Regions from separate parts of the Homo sapiens genome. Here region 2 is linked to region 1. Evidence: chromatin loops called from intact Hi-C (ENCODE). Cell type or tissue: PC-3. All regions are shown on one strand. Links, peaks and the distances in the headings refer to the core of each region. The heading gives the core; the rest is flanking DNA. Region 1 has its middle 15 kb from the start of LINC03078. Region 2 holds the start of PSG4 (pregnancy specific beta-1-glycoprotein 4).

Evidence for each region. Hi-C counts contacts between places; a loop is a spot of excess contacts. Peaks named below come from ENCODE experiments on the same cell type or tissue, not always from the same donor. Only the 100,000 strongest peaks of a DNase experiment are listed, where the experiment ranks them.
Region 2: a loop joins it to region 1, with 4 times the contacts of the local background. A loop is called at or near these places in 1 of 110 quality-filtered maps.

Annotation. Positions count from the first base shown.
Region 1 is chr19:43,314,171-43,319,545 of GRCh38, reverse strand. No RefSeq gene overlaps it. Among named protein-coding and RNA genes, the nearest start is that of LINC03078, 15 kb to the left of the region's middle. In PC-3, for the core only: CTCF peaks have their summits at 2,442 and 2,642 (motif pointing right); a DNase peak (open chromatin) is centred at 2,665; H3K4me3 peaks cover 276 bases.
Region 2 is chr19:43,204,798-43,210,172 of GRCh38, reverse strand. PSG4 (pregnancy specific beta-1-glycoprotein 4) reads left to right here and starts at 4,535. Exons shown (of 6, transcript NM_002780.5): 1 at 4,535-4,700. The coding sequence starts at 4,637. In PC-3, for the core only: a CTCF peak has its summit at 2,724; no DNase peak of the experiment used is centred there.

The sequences.
Region 1 (5,375 bases), core at 319-5,318:
TGAAGTAGAGTGACTCCATCTTGAGTGAGGGCTGGGAAAATGAGGCTGGGACTTGTTGGGCTGCATTTCCAGAAAGTGAGGCATTCCTAGCCTCTAGATGTTTATGGTTAAGGGAACAAATCAATAATATTTACTAAACAGACCCAGACTTGGGAGTGTCCAGATATCCCAATATCTGGAAAACAAAGTGATTCCTAATTTTGCTTTAAAGATAATAACTTAGATTCTTGCAAAATATCACAATTAAGAAAATTAATCCTTATCACAAACCTTTGTAGCAGGGTACATCTCCCCATATATATGAGCACTGTACCTAGGGTGGGTGTGTGCCTCCTCTTACTTTCAAGAACATCCTACTGTGACTATGGAGTAGCTGTACTTTCACTACTTTACTTTCTTAATAAACTTGCTTTTACTTTGCGCTGCAGACTTGCCCTGAATTCTTTCTCGTGCAAGATCCAAGAATCCTCTCTTTGGGCATGGATTGGGACCTTTTTCCTGTAACAAAAGCGGTTCATTCTCTGACTTGTAATTGAATCCAGGCTGCAACAGTGAAAGTGTGGAATTTTAACTACTGGATGACATGGTGAAGTGGCTTTAATCCTTATTGCCTCAGGAGATCTAAAGCAAGTCATTTGAGATTACAAAAAACTTAACTTTGTTTAAGGCTAGATTTTTGCTCTGTAAGTTAGTCAAGAGAATATTTAAGGCTAGCCGTGACACTATTATGTGTCTTTCTTTAAAATTTGATTCTCCTCAAACTATCTTGGCAAAATTATGACTGAGACAGTGAAAGAGATCTAACCTAACCTAATGAACACCGTCTTGCTTCTAACCTCCAAGCTGTCCTTGTTCGGTCCTGGGCATAGGCTGAACTAACTTTAATAGGAATTTAGTTTACAGTTTAAAACAAAGACGATAACAGCCCTTTCCCAAAACGAACCTCCTTCTTGCCTGGGGACAAGACTGCCTTTGTGGGACTAACAAATTAGCCACAAGATTAGAAATTACGGTTTAAGAGTCATGCAGCTGGAGGCTACAAGATTCTGACCCTCTCTAAACTGCTCCTGAGATCTGTCTGAGCTATTTGGCAGACCCTGCACTTGATGGATGGATGAGCTGGCCCCACCCAGATCGATAAAATGGGTCATTTGATCTTGTGACCTCTACTCAGGAACTGACTCAGCAAAAAAGGACAGCTTCAACTTCCCATGATTTCATCTCCTACCTAACCAATCAGCACTCATGCTACATCAGCTGACATTAAAATTACTTAGATATACAATTTGAATGAACGTCATGGTCTAAGTCAAATTACCTATGATAACCCATCAGTTATCAGTGCTATGCACATAATTTGAAGAAAAACTATGATTCAAGAGGATATGAGTCTAATATTAATTAAGCATGGACTCATGGAGAACCAGGATGGCCACCTTGTCCTTCCTAAGTCCTTAAAGCTTTTATTATTAAAAGTTCTGCATTCCATGACTCATCATGGAAAAGATAAAAATATTCAAATGGAATATATTGGTGTGGTGACTTATAAATTGTTAAAAGAATTTATAACCAATGTTTGGCCCCATATTCCTGGGAAAACAATCAAAGCTTCAGGTACACTTGGTCACCTGCTGGTCCATTTAAACATTTTATAATGAGATTTCATTCAATTGTTATTTTCAATGCATATTTTCTGGTTCTGGTTGTATAAAAGCTCTCCCATGCAAGAGGGCTCATGTTATCTACTAAGTTATTATGTTACAGTGTATTTTCACCAGATAAAGAAAACTTTCTATAGTTCACTAAAGATAATCAACGCATTCACAACCTAGAATCCAGAAGTAGAATTGCTGGATCAAGTAGTAATTCTTTAATTTATTGAGAAACTGCCATACCACTTTCCACAGCATCTATAACATTTCCCATCACCAGCAGCAATGCACTAGAGCCCTAATTTTTCCACCTACTTGAAAACACTTGTGGTTTCATGTTGTTGTTGTTTTTATTAAAGCCATTTTAATGTGTGTGAGGTGGTGTATTACTGTGGTTTTGATTTGCATATCCGTAAGTATTAGTGATGTTGAGAATCCTCGCATGTCCTCACTGGCAATGTGTGTGTCTTCCTTTGGGAAGTATTTTAGTCTTTTGTTCACTTTTAAATTCGGGTTTTTGGATTTTTGCTGTATTTGACTTGTAGTAGTTTGAGTCAAGTACAAATTGTGAGGTCCTGTTCCAGCCATTGGAAGCCGCACACAGCAGTAGGGTGGATGCATCAGGTTATAAATGACCTTGTCTCCTTTGTTCGTGTGTGCATTCATGGCAAGACTGCTGGCGAGCGGCACTTTTTCTGCAGAAAGTAAACTAGCCTTGCTGAGAGATGCTGTGCCTCAGTGCTGATCTTTATGACACCGAGCACCCGTTACCAACAATTTGAAGGCCCCAGCGAGATTAACATTCCCCTCTGGGACAGTCTTTGGCCCTGTCTTGTGGGGAGGCGCCCTGCCGCCCGTTGCGGCAGCCCCAGGAGGAGAGCCGGGACCTACCCGGTGAGAGGAATATACTTGAATTCTCAGCAACGCGGGGAAAGAGACAGGCTTGCGGGACTCCCCACAGTAACCAGGCAACGCCGTGCATGGGCCAAGGTAGGAAAAGCCGCAAGAGGGCAGCAAAGTACTTCCTTGGTGGTCAGCTTTTGGGAGGCTGAGTGTGTGTGCACGATTACCAACTTGTTGCTGGACAGAGTGCGTGGACATAAACGGGAAGAGTGTAAGGAACCTCCAAAAGGGAAACGGAGGAAGGTTAACCTCGCAGGGAAAGAGAATCGGTGAAACACCTCTGGTGTGAGAGATTAAGCCTTGAGGACAGGACAGACGAGACATCCCCGGTATCTGGGGGATTCAGCCTTCCTGGGAAAGGAAGAGGCAAAACATCCCTAGCACAAGGGATTGGGCCTATCTGGGATTCAACATGGGAAATGCTTCTAGTAGGATTGGGACAGGAAATAGACCAGGCAACAAGGGAGGGGACAGTGATCAAATTTCCTTTGATAGTCCCTTAGGATTCATGCTATAATATTGGAAAGAGGATGAGCGGACTAAATATAAGAGAAAACAACAGATGATTAAATATTGCTGTTTCCTCTGGACCCAAGAGCCAACCTTAAAACCTGCCATTTTCTGGCCAAAATTTGGTTCAGATGAGGATTGGGTCTGTCAACTTTTAATAATGTATGTTAACAACCAAAGCCCCATGTCCCCAGAAAAAATGGATTATGCCTTATGCTAGCAGCAAGGGCCTGCCCTTCTTTACCCCTTAAATGACTTAAAGACGGTAACAGACAGAAACAAAGGCCCAGAGCAGTTAGTGGGATCCTTTAAATTATCTTCCCGTTTCTGAATCCCACGGCGCTGCTGCTGCCTGCCGTATGGCTGCCGCCTTCTCCTCCTCAGATGGAACTCCCGCCTCCCACTCCTCCTCCGGCAGAAGTCCCGCCTCCCCTCCTCCTCAGGCGGAAGTCTCGTCCCCCCCACCCGCTCCAGGGATCACTCTGGACTTGGAGGCGTCTGTTCCCGAGGAATTACCGCCTCAGTGGCTTGATCATCTCTGCTGCCCATCTAAATGTCCTTCCTCAAAAAGAGGGCTCCAAAAAGAGATAGAACAATGTAAAAGGGACATTCAGAATCTTCCTTTTCCTTGCACTCCTAAAGAATCGACTTCCCAGCTCTTCCCTCTAAAAAAAGTTCCACAAGGAGAGGGCACGATTGGCTTTATAAATGCTCCCTTAACTGCCTCTGAGGTCTGAGGCCTAAAGAGGGAGCTCAAGCCCCTGCTAGATGATCCAAAAGGAGTGGCAGAACAGATCGACCAGTTTTTAGGTCCCCAGTAGTATACCTGGACGGAGTTAATGTCGATCCTAGGTATCCTCTTCTCAAAAGAGAAGCGAAACATAATCCACGCAGCCGCTATGGCAGCCTGGGAAGGTGATCACCCTGCTCGCCAGGATAATCCGGTGGCAAATACTAAATTTCCCACTCAAGACCCACAGTGGGATAATAATAATGCAACCCACCAAGACCATATAAAAATTTACGAGAATTAACGGTTAGAGGGATTAAAGAATCAGCACCCTGACCTCAAAATCTTACTAAGGCCTTTGATGTACAACAAGAAAAACATGAAGGGCCTGTGCAATTTCTAAACAGATTAAGAGAGCAAATGAGAAAGTATGCTAATTTAGATCTAGATAGCCCCCCAGGACAAGGGATGCTAAAATTGCATTTTGTCACAAATAGCATAATATAGCAAAGAAGTTACAAAAAATAAAAAGATGAAAAAATCGCTCCATCAAAGAGCTTTTAGAGGAAGCACAGAAAGTATATGTCAGGAGAGATGAAATGAAAAAAAGAAAAGCAAAAGGCAAAAATCTTTTGGCAAAATTCACCAGGGCAATCAATGCCAGAAGCAAAATTTCGGCCGACACCCTGGGACCTGGGGATGCAAAACAGAAGACAGAATCAAGGTTGAAGGGAAAACAGTCACAGCAAGTGTTGTAAAGGGTGTAAACATAAGAGAGAAGAAAAAGGACAGAGGCAGGGAAGTTCCGGAATAGGGAGAAAAGGAGGGCAAGATAGATGTTACAAATGTGGAAACTCAGGCCACTTTAAGAGATAATGCCCTAAGTGACAGATTACAGGGGGAGCTCCTCCGCTCATTCCTGCCTTTAAAGAGGAGGAATGGGGGGTGTCAGGGGCTCTTTCTTTTCTACCTCGAGTCCCACCAGGAGCCCTTGATAAATTTAAAGGTAGGACCTAACCATGAGTCAATTACTTTCTTAGTCGACTGAGGCTCTACTTGCTCCTCCCTATGTGTTACCCCAACTGGGCTAACATATTCTCCAGAGGAGTTGTTAGTCTCTGGAGTAAAAGGGGAAGGATTTAAAGCAAAGATTTTAGAAAGTGCCAAGGTAAAATATAAAGCCTGATCAAGTAACATTCAATTCCTATTAATTCCTAAAGCAGAAACTAATCTACTTCGGAGAGATTTAATGTTAAAATTAGGTATTGGTCTACAGCGTAGCAGGATGAGCAGCAGACAAAACTTCTCAGACACCTAGTTAAAGAAGGAAGGGGTTTATTCGGCCGGGAGCATCGGCAAGACTCCTTTCTCAAGAGCCGAGCTCCCTGAGTGAGCAATTTCTGTCCCTTTTAAGGGCTCACAACTCCAAGGGGGTCCGTGTGAGAGGCTCATGATTGATTGAGCAAGCAGGGGGTATGTGACTGGGGGCTGCATGCAGCGGTAATCAGAACAGAACAGAACAGGACAGGGATTTTTATAATGCTTTTCCATACAATGTCTGGAATCTATAGATAACATAA
Region 2 (5,375 bases), core at 203-5,202, 110 kb after region 1:
AGGTGCTTCCAGGGTCTCACAATTCTTCCACAAGAGGCAATGCACACTTTAACATAGCACTTCAGCAAATAAAGTGGTGAGAGTTTACCTACTTAGATAAAGTTTCTTAAAAGGTTCTCCCAAATTTCCCCCTGAAGAAGACAGAAAAGGCTTTCCCAATGGTGAAACATTGGCCTCCCCACCTTTCAGAAAAGGAACACTGAATAGCCACAATAATCTTGCCAAAATAAATTGTAGGCTTGAACTTTACTTGAAACCTCGCAAAGGAGTACAATTATTAAAACAGAAGCTGCTGGCAAAAGAATGGACATAAAGACAAATGGGATAGAATTGAGAGTCTAGAAATAAACCCTCACACTTATGATCAATTACTCTTTGAAGAGGGTGTCAAGACAATTTAATGGATTAACAATTCTTCTTTCAAATGATAGTGCAGAAACTAGATAACCACATGCAAAACAGTTAATTTAAATAACTCTACCTCCCACCATATGAAACAATTCTCTAAAAAATTGATCAGTGAGTTAAATATAAGACCTATAACCATAAAAACATCTTAAAATAGACACAGAGGTACATACTGATGACCTCAAATGTGCCATGGATTCTTAGATATGATACAAAAGCATGAGTAACAAGAAAAAAAGATAAATTGGGCTTTATCAAGATGTGAGCCTTTTGTGCATCAAAGGAAATTATCAAGAAAATATTTAATAGACACCGAATGAGAGAAAATACTTGCAAACCACATATAGGCAGTTTTCATGTCCAGATAATATCAAGAACTAGCTACAACTCAATAAAGAAAGGACAAATCATCCAATTTATAAATGGGCAAAAGACTCAAATAGACATTTCTTCAAAGAAGATATACAAATAGTCAAGAAGGACATGAAAAGATACTCAACATCAATAGTCATTAGGAAAATACAAAGTCAAAGCTGCAAGGAGACACCACATCACACCTACAAAACTGGCTAACATTCTTTTAAAATGTTAAATAACAAGTAGCAGTATTATGTAGAATTTGAAATCTTCATACATTGCTGGTGAGAATATAAAAGGTACAGCCACTAGGAGAAACAGTTTTGCTGTTTCTCAAAAAGCTAATCACAGAATTCTCATTTGAAACAACACCCATTCCTAGGTATATACCCAAAAAATTAAATCCAGGGACTCAAACAGGTACTTGCATGGGAATGTTGATTGCAGCATTATTCACAAAAGATAAAATATGAAAACAATCCAAGTGTTCATCAACACATGAATAAATAAATATGGTGACACATACAACAGAATGTTAATCTGCCATAAAGAGGAATGAAGCTCTGACACCCGCTGGAACATGCATGGACTTTGGAAACATTATGCTAAGTGAAATATGTCAGAAACAAAATAACATCATTGTATAATTCCATTTATATGAAACATCAAGAATAGGCAAATTCATAGAGACAGAGTAGAGATGATCAAGGTCTAGAGTAGAACATACAAAGAGTTATTGTTTAAAAGATACAAAGTTTCAGTTTAAAATGATAAAAATTTTCTAGGGAAAATAGTGGTGATGGTAATTTAACATGGTGTATGTGGTTAATTTCACTTGATCGTGGATTTTAAAGTGGTTAAAATAGCACATTATTCACAGAACTGTGAAAAATAGATTTCTATTATTTAATTCACCCAGGCTAAGGTGTTTGTTATGGCAGCTGAAGCCCATGAATCCATCATCTGAGCCAGTGTTTCAATGAAAGGCATCAGTTTTCAATCAAGTTAGCTGGAAGCTCCTGTATCCAGGAGAACCAGAGGCCCCAAAACAAGAGCTCCAGCAGGGGCTCAACCAGCACAGGTCCCATAGGACAGCCTCAATGTCAGGCTCTGGATGGCATGTGAGGCTACAATGATACAACCACAACGTGAAAATGTATGTTCTTGTACTACTTACAGACACTAGGGAGCCCTCGGCACATTTGGAGACCACAGACACAGAGGTCAGTGAGCCCAGGCTTTATTAAGTCCAGGGTGTTATCTGACAGGTTTCCAGCAGGGAGCTTTAATGGATGTGTTCAAAGCAAGCAACAAACACTGGGACCAGGAGCTCACGCTGTGACTGAGAGGAGGTCACTTTAAATGTGAAGGCGAATGTCAGAATTATCAGTTTAAAGAAGCAGCTGCAGAGAGGGGAGTCCAGCACACCAAGCAGGAGAGATGCCTCTAAGATTTTATCTCTGCACACCAACTGGAGTCACTTGAACCAGATACAGTATTGAAAACTGCCATGGTGACCAAGCCCTGCCTCTGATTTGAGGCAAATAAACTTACATCTTAAAAAATGAATGCCAAGGCAACATGACACTATGAGCCTCATGACATCCAGGGACACCAGCAGGGTGTGGTACTGTGCCCTGGAGTCAGAATCCTGGGTTCTGGTCCCTGGGAGTGAGAAAAAGAAAATGACTTGTCCCTGCCCCCCGATATTGATCTTCCCACCCTGCTGCTCCCTCTTCTGCTCCCAAGCCCACGTGCACTGCTCAGCCCCAGACATCACTGCCCCCAGGGTATACACAGTGCTGCCTACTGCACACAAACACAAACTCACAGAAGGTGACAAAAATCTGCATTTGGGACATCTGATTGTGAAAGAGGGAGAACAGTGAACGTAGAGTCACACAGACTGGGACTCAAGGGGCTGGAAGGTGATGGAGCTGTAACATAACATATGTGTGACCTCATGTAAAGTGTGCAGATCCACATGGAATAAAACATGCAGCCTGGCCTGGGATTGCTGCCGTTCACACTTCCCTCCCTGTCCACCAGAGGGCGACAGAGTCCTTCCCAGCCTGGAGCCTTCCTAGGGGATGCCAACCTCCCTCAGCGGAACCCACAGCCCAGCAGGGTCCACCCTCACCAGGGTCACTTCGGCCCAAGTCTTCAGAGCCCTCCATGCTCCCAACACGGACTCTGTCAGCTCCTTCCTGACCCGCAGCCGCCAACCTAACACCACTCCCTCTGCAGGTAGCTCCTGCCCCACACACCTGCTCCTTCCCTGGGCCCAGCTAAAGGCATCTCCCGGGCAGCGATGGTGCACGCGACGCCACACTGGACGCTTTCCCCTCGTGACCTCCCTCCATCCTCATCAACTCTTTCTGTCACTGCTCCCTAAATGCCCGCCCCTGCTCCATCTGTCCTGTTCTCTGGGGCATCCCAGGCCAAGCCTAGCGCTGACACAGAACAGCGGCTGCCTGAGGGCCCACAGCCTCCCCGGGAATCAGCCAGGCACCCTGTGTCCTGCCTGCCCACTGCAGCCCAGGGGGCGCAGAGAGCGTGTGATGGTCACACACAGGCACCATCCGGGATGTGGCCACCTGCCACCAGCTGTCCCTTGGGAAGACAGACCTCTCCTGTGTGCTTGTGGGGAGAAGGGGGGTGTTATTTTTCTTTGCTCCCAGAACACAACTCACCCCCACCCGCCCTCTCAGGTGTGAGCAAGGTCCCTCCAGACAGGCTCTCTGGCCACTGCCTGTTCCTCCTCTACAGAGAGCAGCTTGGCCAGGTCAAAACCCTCAGGACAGACCCCTGGGTATGTCAGCACAGGGAGGGCTGAGCCCATCATGGCCACGGAGTAAGTCGGGATGAATCTCTCCAGCTCTGAACCCCTGCTCTGTCCCAGGCTCCCCCTCCTGCGTCTCAACAAGCCATGTCCCGCGGGGTTCCTGGGTAACTCCCCACTTCCTCCTGCACCACCACGGGGAAGGTGTGGTGACCACAGGACAATCAGCTGGGCAGAGAAGAGAGGACATCAAAGGTGGTCAGGGAGAACATGAGAAACCCTGAGCTCCAGCTCAGCCGCCAGACCCCAGGGAGACACAGAGTGACCGAGAACTGTCCCTTTGACTCTGGGATTCACAGCCCCCACTGAGCAATCAGCACAGGCCTCTCCTCCCAAGAGGCCTGAGAGATTCACCCTGCACACCTCCAGGATGGATAGTTTCCTCTGGGAAACCCAGGTACTGAATGTTCATCCTTGGAAGCTGCAGCCAAGCTAGACACGATTAGAGAAAGGAAGGGTCCCTCTTACCAGACAACACAGAGCTCACCCACAGCACAATGGGACGTCACTGTGACGGGAACCTTGTGCAGCTCCTGCACTGAAGGGGAGAGCCAGATGAGGAAGGAAGAGGGTAAAGGGCGTGAATGTGCACCCTACCCCAGAGCCATGGGGACAGCAGGAGGCTGAGGCCCAGGACTCTGCTTGCCTAACCTGCAGGGTATGTGTGTGACCATGTGGGTCGTGTGTGTCTCTTCTGTGTGTGTGTGTGTGTGTGTGCATCTGCACAAAGTGTGTGTTGAGGTTTGGTGAAAGAATCACTGCTGAAAAATGCAGAGGCCTCCACAATTCCCAGGGACCTGAAACACAGACAAAAGGAAAAACAGGAGGGACAAGGAGGCAGAACTGAGAGAGGAGGGGACAGAGAGGTGTCCTGGGCCTGACCCCGCCCACGAGCTTGAGAAATGCTCCTGCCCCGGGAGGAGGCTCAGCACAGAAGGAGGAAGGACAGCACAGCTGACAGCCGTACTCAGGAAGCTTCTGGATCCTAGGCTTATCTCCACAGAGGAGAACACACAAGCAGCAGAGACCATGGGGCCCCTCTCAGCCCCTCCCTGCACACAGCGCATCACCTGGAAGGGGGTCCTGCTCACAGGTGAGGAGAGAACTTCCTGGGAGAGGACAGGAGGAGGAAGCAGAGTGACTGGATGGGGTCTCCTGGAGAGGATGGGGTTCTGAAAAATGAAAGAAGCCAGCACTTTGGGAGGCTGAGTTGGGTGGATCAGGAGATCAGGAGTTCAAGATCAGTCTGGCCAACACTGTGAAGCCCTGTCTCTACTAAAAACACAAAAAATTAACCAGGTATAGTGGTGTGCTCCTGTAATCATAGCTACTCAGGAGGCTGTGGCAGGAGAATCACGTGCACCCACGAGGCAGAAGTTGCAGCTAGCCAAGATAGCACTACTGCACACCAGCCTGGGTGACAGGACGAGACTCCGTCTCAAAAAAAAAAAAAAGAAAAAAGGAAAAAAAGAAAAAAGAAGAAAAGGGAAAGAAGGCTCTGTTGGAGCCTGGATAGGGGAAAATACACCAGAGGGTCAAAATAGGAAAGTCACATTGAAGCGGAATTGGTAAGTGGTAGGAAAATCTTAAGTGTTCTGTTTTCCTGATTAATCATCAGGGGCCACCATATTTTGAAAAATGATAACAATAACTATATCAGATGACACTTCAAATGAAAATATAAGCAGGACATGAAACACTGTCCTCAGCAAGAAACCTCAACAATTGGGGGGAAAAAGAAACATCCAGAGGGTGGAGACCCTGAGAA